Regions from separate parts of the Homo sapiens genome. Here region 1 is linked to region 2. Evidence: read pairs that join two places in POLR2A ChIA-PET (ENCODE). Cell type or tissue: Panc1. All regions are shown on one strand.

What was found. Peaks named below come from ENCODE experiments on the same cell type or tissue, not always from the same donor. Only the 100,000 strongest peaks of a DNase experiment are listed, where the experiment ranks them.
Region 1: POLR2A ChIA-PET joins it to region 2 with 7 read pairs; 5 of 35 experiments call an interaction of 5 or more read pairs at or near these places.

What each region holds. Positions count from the first base shown.
Region 1 is chr12:50,201,032-50,206,031 of GRCh38, forward strand. It overlaps LIMA1 (LIM domain and actin binding 1), which reads right to left. Exons shown (of 11, transcript NM_016357.5): 5 at 4,953-5,000; 6 at 3,521-3,669. Among named protein-coding and RNA genes, the nearest start is that of MIR1293, 31 kb to the right of the region's middle. In Panc1, no CTCF peak of the experiment used is centred here; no DNase peak of the experiment used is centred here; H3K27ac peaks cover 3,915 bases.
Region 2 is chr12:50,340,904-50,345,903 of GRCh38, forward strand. The region is part of intron 4 of FAM186A (family with sequence similarity 186 member A); the gene reads right to left. Among named protein-coding and RNA genes, the nearest start is that of FAM186A, 53 kb to the right of the region's middle. In Panc1, no CTCF peak of the experiment used is centred here; no DNase peak of the experiment used is centred here.

The DNA of each region.
Region 1 (5,000 bases), 140 kb before region 2:
ACCCACTGACTAGTGAAATGACAAAAGCAGCTTTGTGGACACATACCTCAGAGTTAAATATCTGTATGCTAGTGTAAAACTGGATTGCTCATTAGAATACAGACACATCAACACAGGCACACAGAACACCCCAAGCATACAACATTCTTGTGATTCACTCTTCTAGCAGCAGAGCTTGTGGTAATGCAAAGCTTGTGAGTTTTATCAGAAAAGACCATTCTGGAGCAGGGGAAAGGAGATGCCAAGTGCCAATAATAGAAAATATACTGACCATACATATATAAATGCCCGGCCTGGAAAGAGAGACAGGGATGATGTATACATATAAAAACTGAAATTATATTTAATGATACCATAAAGAAACCTTTTTGGTGGGACTTTCAAAAAGCATGTTTTTCCATATACAATTCATATATTGTACTAAAGACATAATTTATTTTACTTCTCAAAACAGAGCCTCAACATAAAAGAACATGCATTTTATTGTCATAAGGAATAAGGATAATTGCATTTTTTTCCTTGCAAAGGACACTGGGGTGAATATTACAATTAACTCATCTATTACATCTAAAATCAACATAGAACCTGGGTGCAGTGGCTCACGCCTGTAATCCCAGCACTTTGGGAAGCTGAGGCGGGTGGATCGCCTGAGGTCAGGAGTTCAAGACCAGCCTGGCGAACATGGTGAAATCCTGTCTCTACTAAAAATACAAAAAATTAGCCACGTGTGGTGGTGCACACTTGTAATCCCAGTTACTTGGGAGGCTGAGGCAGGAGAATCGCTTGAATCAGGGAGGCAGAGGTTGCAGTGAGCCGAGATCACGCCACTGCACTCCAGCCTGGGGAACAAGAGTGAAACTCCATCTCAAAATAAAAAAATAAAATAAAATAAAATAAACATAGAGGTCGATGACTATAGACATTTCCCACCATTAGTCTGCTAATAATGTAGTAATCTAGTACTTTTCTGTTCTCTGTGAATCTTTAGGCATGGGAGGAAACAATTTATGGCCACCAGGTCAATGAAAGGAATGTGAGTATGACTTAGTCACCTAGTGATGGTATTCTAGATTACGACCCACAGCACCGGAGGTGCATCTGTGAGGAGGAGCTGGCAGCTAGCACTGCAGAACATTATATAGCCCAACAACTCATTCCTGACCCCATCTCAAAGCCCCACCTCCAGAACTGCTGCCAGAGAGTATGTATGTGCCTTGTTACAACCATATTCTGTAAGGGGCCTGGGAAATTCTTTGGGGATGAGACAAAATGTACTTTTTACAAGAATTCCCAAAGAGTTTTCAACTCTTAAAATCTCCAGAGCAGGAGAACTGTAATGCAGAAATGGTTAGGAGTTAAAAAAAAAAAGTTACTCAACAGGTTTCCCCACATAGGGAGTCACCTGGTGGGAATGTTTACAGCAGGAGGGCACTGAGAAGCAGTAAAATCTGGTAACAAGAGGAAGTTCAGCTTCGCAGATCCCAATTTGCTGTATCTCCTGACCTGCCTTCTAAGGGAAGTCTAAATTTGCTCGCTTTTCACATTCACGGTGCATAATCAGCCTGTGATACTCCACTTTGCTAATTGATTTACACACATCATCTCTTCTTAAAACATAAAGTTGTTAAAATTACAGTTAAAAAACCAAGATGAAATTATTCATTGCCCAGAGAATTAGTCCACCAAATATTATTAGAGAATGTATACTTAATAATGTGGGGAAGAGAAGGCTTAACTCCCAGAATACTCATTATGGTTTCCAATATGCACCAATTTCGATCTGCCTAAGAACAAATAAAATTCAATATTGTTCTTTTTGATTTTGTTAGACAATTAGGACATCAAGAGATTAATGGTTTGTAATTTGAAATCTTAGAACAAATGCTTGAAGGATACAAAAATATGTGTGTGTACATTTGTATCTATGTGTGTGTATACATATATATGTGAATAAATGGCATTTGAAAGGTAACTTCCTTTTTTTTTTTTTTTTTTTGAGATGGAGTCTCACCCTGTCACCCAGGCTGGAGTACAGTGGTGTGATCTCAGCTCACTGTAACCTCCATCTCCTAGGTTCAAGTGATTCTCCTGCCTCAGCCTCCCTAGTAGCTGGGATTACAGGTGTGTGCCACTACACCTGGCTAATTTTTTTTTTGTATTTTTAGTAGAGACGGGATTTCACCATGTTGGCCAGGCTGGTTCTGAACTCCTGACTTCAAATGACCCACCCACCTCAGGCTCCCAAAGTGTTGGGATTACGGTGTGAGCTCCTGCGCCTGGCTATAAGGTAACTTCAATTTAGCAGTTCTGTAGCATCAGCTTACCCGTTAAGCACAGGACAACGTAAAGGGGAAGGACCCTCCATTGTATTTTGAATACCAATCTTTTTTTTTTTTCCTGGAGACGGAGTCTTGCTGTGTCGCCCAGGCTGGAGTGTAGTGGCGCAATCTTGCCTCACTGCAACCTCTGCCTCCTGGGTTCCAGCGATTCTCCTGCCTCAGCCTCCCAAGTAGCTGGGATTACAGGTGCCTGCCACCATGCTGGCTAATTTTTGTATTTTTAGTAGAGATGGGGTTTCACCACGTTAGCCAAGCTGGTCTTGAACTCCTGACCTCAGGCAATCTGCCCACCTCGGCCTCCCAAAGTGCTGGGATTACAGGTGTGAGCCATCACACCCAGCTGAATATCAAAATTTTCATGCTTACTGAGCACGTCACCTTCTTGTGATCTCTCCCTTTTCCTTATCTACTATTCTACTTCTTTAGGAAAACAGTACATCGTAAGGATTAAAGATTAAGTAGAAGATCTACTGTATGACTCCTTCATATGAAATTTCCAAAATAGGCAGATACATAAAGACAGGAAGTAGCTAAGTGGTTGCCAGGGGATGAGAGCAGGGGAAGTTGGGAGTGACTACACAGGTATGAAGTTTCTTTTCAGGGTGATGGAAAGGTTCTGGAATTAAACAGTGGTAATGGTTGTACAACCTTGTGAATATGCTAAGTATCACAAGATTGTATACTTTAAAATGGTGATTTTATATTATGTGAGTTATATCTCAGTAAAAAATCACAAAAAAAACCCTCGTTAATGAACACAGCTGATATTTCTCTCCAGTCTTCTTCTTTCTTCCCTCAAAAGCCAAAATAAGCTCTTCAGTCTTCTTCCTTCTTCCCTCAACAACCAAGATAAAATAAGAGTTATATTAAAACTAATAAAATACTACTTCTTTAACAACACAAAGATTAAGTAGAAGAGCCAGGGAAACTCTCAATGATACTCACTGGTAACATCACAAAAAAAGTGAGTGGGGTGGGAACCAGGACTAAGAAAGCAAAGTCAGGATTAGACCATGGTAAGAACTGCAAATCCAGCGAGGGTAGGGTTCATGTGAAAAGAGAACAGCTAGGGGACCAGGGCTCAGATACAAGGGTCTGGTGACATTTCCTAATTCCAGTACTCAGTGACCATCTGCTGGATGATGGAATGAATGAATGAATGAATGATGCAGAACACATACTGTATAGTTGGTTGAGCTGCTTTGTTTGGACACAGCTGCCTGGTACTTGGCCATTCGATCCTTTATAGAGGTTTCTGAGAGGCGTGGAAGTTCCAGATTTCGTCTACTCTCATTTTTCTCCGAGTCAAATGTAGAAGATGACAACTGACCTGGAAGCATCCAAATAACATGTTTTATTTTATTTCTGAGATGGGGTCTCACTCTATCACCCAGGCTGAAGTGCAGTGGCACGATCATAGCTCACTACAGCCTCGAACTCCTGAGCTCAAGATATCCTCCCGCCTCAGCCTCCCAAAGCGCTGGAATTATAGGTGTAAACCACCGTGACTGGCCAACATGTTTTATTAGAAGATAAAAGTGATTCAAATAATTTCAAAATTCTAAATTTTGGGTTATTTTTATCTAATGGCCAATATCTTCTGTTAAAAGCACGAAGAAGAAAATCAGGAATATAATTGTCATTTATAAAGTAATATTCACTCACTTTCTTAGCATTAAAAGAACCTTACCATAATTGAGGATTGCATATTTTATTTTTTGAGACAGGGTCTCACTCTGTCACCCAGGCTAGAGTATGGGGCAGTGGTACAATCATAGCTCACTGCAGCTTTGAAGTCTTGGGCTCAAATGATCCAACCACCTCAGTTTCCCAAGTAGCAGTGACTTCAAGGATGCACCACCACGCTGGGCTTTTTTTTTTTTTTTCTGTAGAGATAGGTCTATGTTGCCCAGGCTGGTCTCAAACTCCTGGATTTAAGTGGTCCTCCTGTCTCAGCCTCCCTAAGTGCTGAGATTATAGGTCTGAGCCACCATGCCTGGGCTCGTATTTTAAAATTCTGGCTAATTTAACATGAAAAAGAAGAGATCTCAATGCTTTTTAATTTACATTTCTTTGATGACTAGGTAGCTGATGTTTTCCTGTTTTTACTAATTTTTTCTTTTGTGAAGTGCCTGTATATGTCCCCTTTAAAACATAATTCCACTCTCAAAGTGTTATGTTATCACTGGTAATACAGGGTAACCAAACCTGATAGGGGACACAGCCCATCTACTGAAGCCCTCAAACCCCAGATGACTGGAGGCAAAACTGATCGTAGCACTTTACTTATAGCTCCTCAAAGTACCCTTTGCTTACCATAGGTTACCACTAACAAGGGTGGATTAAAAATATGAAAAAAGCAGCCGGGCATGACGGCTCATGCCTGTAATCCCAGCACTTTGGGAGCACGTCAACTTCCGTCTCAAAAAAAAAAAAAAAAAAAAAGCTATTTATCGAGAGCAATGAGATTTGAGAATGGCTTGCATCTAATAGGCAGACTTCCTTTTAATTTGTGCCACTCTTCCTTTAAAAGCATTGGCTTCGAGTCCAAAAGATGTTACTACTAGTGAGTACTTCCTAAAGGACCTCATACACATGGAACTCTCTGCTTACCTGGGCCTATTTCCAGGTCATCTAGAGAATAGCTGTTTTCAGAGATCT
Region 2 (5,000 bases):
ATCCTGCCTCAGCCTCCCAAGTAGCCAGCATTACAGGTGCACGCCATCATGCCCAGCTAATTTTTGTATTTTTGGTAGAGATGGGGTTTTGCCTTGTTGGCCAGGCTGTTCTCAAACTCCTGACCTCAGGTGATCTGCCTGCCTTGGCCTCCCAAAGTGCTGGGATTACAGGCATGAGCCACCGCGCCCAGCTCATCTTTTCTAATTTTACATCTTCCCTGTCATCTCTTCTCAGATATATTTCACCGATCATGAGGGAATACAATTCTAAAACTATATTTTAGCACTTAAATGTAGAATTCTTCACTTACAGAGGCTCTACAGAAATCTTTATTCAAAAACAGTTTATATTACTGTAGTATTTTTCTCTTACATATAATATTAGAATCTTCTTGACCTAGCCATCCTTGTCATAAAATTTTTAATCTTTCAGTATTTTATTTGTTGTTGCATCTGTCTGTGATTTTGTTATTATAACATTAAATATTAGAGAAGAGCTTTCTGAAAGAATGAATTGATCCTCGATGGGATTAAGGTTATGATTGTATAAAGTCATATTTTTAAATGATTTTACTGAGACAGGTCAGATTATGCTACTTAGGTTCTCAAAGTCTTCAATAAATCTAAATGAATCCTAAAAATTGAGAAAGCGACCTGACACAGTGGCTCATACCTGTAATCCCAGCACTTTGGGAGGCCAAGGTGGGCAGATCACGAGGTCAGGAGTTCGAGACCAACCTGGCCAACATGGTGAAACCCTGTCTCTACTAAAAATACAAAAATTAGCTGGGCGTAGTGATGTGCATCTGTAATCCCAGCTACTCAGGAGGCTGATGCAGGAGAATTCCCTGAACCCAGGAGGCGGAGGTTGCAATGAGCTGAGATCGTGCCCCTGCACTCCAGCTTGGGCAACAGAGCAAGACTTCGTCTCAAAAAAAAAGATAAAATTGAGAGAAAGCTGTCAAAGAACTCCCTTCAAAAAGTACTAAGCCAGTGTAATATCATAGGGGAAATCTGCCAAACCTTAAAAGAACAGCTAATTTTACTATTAAATTGTTTCAGAGCACAAAAGATAAACTTCCACATTTTTTAATGATGCAAGCTTAAGATTATACCAAAACTTCACAAAGATAATACCATAAGAAGTAAACTGCCTGCCAAACTTAACTTATGAATATGAATGAGAAAAATCCTTAATAAAATATAGTGATTCTACAATATAGTCAAGGAAGGAAAAAAAAAATAGCCAGGCATGGCGGCGGCGTGCCTGTAATCCCAGCTACTCTGGAGGCTGAAACAGGCTGATGCAAGAGAATTGCTTGAACCTGGGAGGCAGAGGTTGCAGTGAGCTGAGATCATGCCACTGCACTCCAGCCTGGGCAACCAAGTGAGACTCTTGTCTTAAAAAAAACAAAAACAAAAACAAAACAAAACAAAAAAACAAAGAATGTTACATGTAGAACAAATAGGATTTATGACAGGAATGCAATGATGGTTTAATATAATTATATTAATAGAACTAAGGGGGAAAAATCTCCTTTTTTATTTTTTATTTTTTATTTTATTTTATTTTTTAAAATTTTTTTTTAGAGAGAGAGTCTCGCTCTGTTGCCCAGGCTGGAGTGCAGTGGCATGATCTCGGCTCACTGCAACCTCTGCCTCCTGGGTTCAAGTGATTTTCCGGCCTCAGCCTCCCGAGTAGCTGGGACTACAGCTACATGCTACCACATCTGTCTAGTTTTGTTTGTATTTTTAGTAGAGACAGGGTTTCACCATGTTAGCCAGGATGGTCTCGATCTGATCTCGTGATCCACCCGCCTCAGCCTCCCAAAGTGCTGGGATTACAGGCGTGAGCCACCGCTCCCGACCTTTTTTTTTTTTGAGACAATGTCTCGCTCTGTCACCCAGGGTGGAGTGCAGTGGCACAACACGATCATAACTCATCACATCCTTGAACTCCTGGGCTCAAGCAGTCCTCCTGTCTCAGTTTTCCAAATAGCTGGGACTACAGGTGCACACCACCAAGACTAGATAATTTTTTTTTTTTTTTTAAAGATGGAGTCAGGCTGGGTGCAGTGGCTGACAACTGTAATCCCAGCACTTTGGGATGCCGAGGTGGTAGGATCATTTGAGCCTAGGAATTCAAGACCAGCCTGGGCAACAGGAGACCCTATCTTTACAAAAAGTTTAAAAATTAGCTACTGGGGAGGCTGAAGTGGGAGGATATTTTAAACCCGGGAAGTTGAGACTGCAGTGTACAGTGATCACGCCACTGCACTCCAGCACAGGCAACATAGCGAGACCCTATCTCAGGAAAAAAGAAAGACGGGGCCCCATGTGTTGTTCAGGCTGGTCTCAAAACTCCTGGCCTCAAGCAATCCTCCCGCCTTAGCTTCCCAAGGTGCTGTGATTACAAGCATAAGCCACCTTCCCAGCCCACATTTTCTTTAATACATGTGAAAATAAAGTGCTCAAATCACATTATTTAACAAAATTGAACATTCAGGGTTTTTTTATTGTTGTTGCTGTTGTTGCTGTTTTCTGAGACAGAGTCTTGCTCTGTTGCCCAGGCTGGAGTGCAGTGGTGCAGTGGTGCGATCTTGGCTCATTGCAACCTCCGTCTCCCGGGCTCAAGCAATTCTCATGCCTCAGCTTCCTGAGTAGCTGGGACTACAGCGAACCCAGCTAATCCATGGGTTTTTGTTTTCTCTCTCTTTTTTCTTTTTTTTCTTTGAGACGGAGTCTCGCTCCGTCACCCAGGCTGGAGTGCAGTGGTGCAATCTCGGCTCACTGCAACCTCCACCTCCCGGGTTCAAGCCATTCTCCTGCCTCAGCCTCCAGAGTAGCTGGGACTACAGGCGCCCGCCACCATGCCCAGCTAATTTTTTGTATTTTTAGTAGAGACGGGGTTTCACTGTGTTAGCCAGGATAGTCCTCATTCTCCTGACCTCGTGATCTGCCTGCCTTGGCCTCCCAAAGTGCTGGGATTATAGGTGTGAGCCACCACACCCAGCCTTTTTTTTTTTTTTTGTAGAGATGGGGTTTCACCATGTTGGCCAGGCTGGTCTCGAACTCCTGGATTCAAGTGATTCACCACCTTGGCCTCCCAAAGTACTAGGATTACAGGATAAGCCACCACACCCAGCCAGTCTATTTTTTTTTTTTTTTCAAATTGAATTTGGTTTAATTCAACTTTTCTTTTTTATTTTAGTAAGTTCAACTTTTACTTTAGATTCAGAGGGTACATATGCAGGTTTGTTACATGGTTATATTGCATGATGCTGAGATTTGGGGTACAAATGATCCCATCACGCAGGTTATGACCATAGTACCCAATAGGTAGTTTTTCAAACCTTGTCCCACTTCCTCTCTCCCCTACTAGTGGTCCCCAGTGTCTGTTGTTCCCATCTTTATGTCCCTGTGTACCCAACATTTAGCTCCATTTATAAGCAAGAATGTCGGTATTTGGTTTTCTGTTCTTCTGTTAATTTGTTTAGGATAATGGCCTCCAACTGCATCCATTTGCTGCAAAGGACATGATTTTGTTCTTGTTTATGGCAGCATAGTATTCCATATGTTGTATATATACCACATTTTCTTTATCCAGTCCACCACTGATGTGTACCTAGGTTGATTCCATGTCTTTGTGAATAATGCTGCAATGAGCAGACAAGTGCATGTGTCTTTTTGGTATAATAATTTATTTTCCTTTGAATATATACCCAGTAATGGGATTGCTGGGTCAAGTGGTAGATCTATTTTAAGTTCTTCGAGAAATCTCAGCTGGGCATGTTGTCTCAGGCCTGTAATCCCAACATTTTGGGAGGCTGGGGCAGGAGGATAACTTGAGCCCAGGAGTTCAAGACTAGCCTGGGAAACATAGTAAGACCCTATCCCTACAAAAAATAAAAAATTAAAAAATTAGCCAGGCATGATGGCATAGGCCTGTAGTCCCAGCTACTCGGAGGCTGATATGGGAAAATTGCATGAGCCCAGGAGATCTAAACTGCAGTGAGCCATCATTGCCCTGGACAAGAGAGTGAGACCATGTCAAAAAACAAAACAAGGCCGAGCGCGGTGGCTCACGCCTGTAATCCCAGCACTGTGTGAGGCGAAGGCGGGTAGATCACCTGAAGTCAGGAGTTCGAGACCAGCCTGACCAATATGATGAAATTCTGTCTTTACTAAAAATACAAAAATTAGCCAGGGGTGGGCAACAAGAGCAAAACTTCGTCTAAAAAACAAAACAAAACAAAAAACAAAAACAAAACACCACCACCACCATAAAAACAAGAAATCTTCAAACTACTTTCCACAGTGGCTGAGCTAATTTACATTCTCATTAACAGCGTATAAGCATTCCTTTTCTCTGCAGCCTTGCTAACATCTGTTAGCAAGGCTGAGGCAGGAGAATGGCTTGAACTCAGGAGGCAGAGGTTGCAGTGAGGTGAGATCGTGCCACTGCCCTCCAACCTGGGCAACAGAGCAAAAACTCTGTCTCTAATACATAAATAAAAACAAAAAAAGAAACAGAATGGTATTTCCTAGGTTTTCTTCTAGGATTTGTATAGTTTGAGGTCTTACATTTAAATCTTTAATCCATCTCGAGTTAATTTTTGTATATGGTGAAAGGTAGGGATGCAATTTCATTCTTCTGCATATGGCCAGCCAGCTGTCCCAGCATCATTTATTGGACAGAGAGTCCTTTCCTCATTGCTTGTTTTTGTTGACTTTGTCCACAATTAGATGATTGTGGGTATGGGGCTTTATTTCTGGGTTCTCTATTCTGTTCCATTGATCTATGTGTCTGTTTTTGTACCAGTACAATGTTGTTTTGGTTACTGTAGCCTTATAGTATAGTTTGAAGTTGGATAATGTAATATGCCTCCAGCTTTGTTGTTTTTGCTTAGGATGGCTTTGGCTATTTGGGCTCTTTTTTGGTTCCATATGAATTTTACAATAGTTTTTTCTAATGTAGTGAAAAATGACATTGGTAGTTT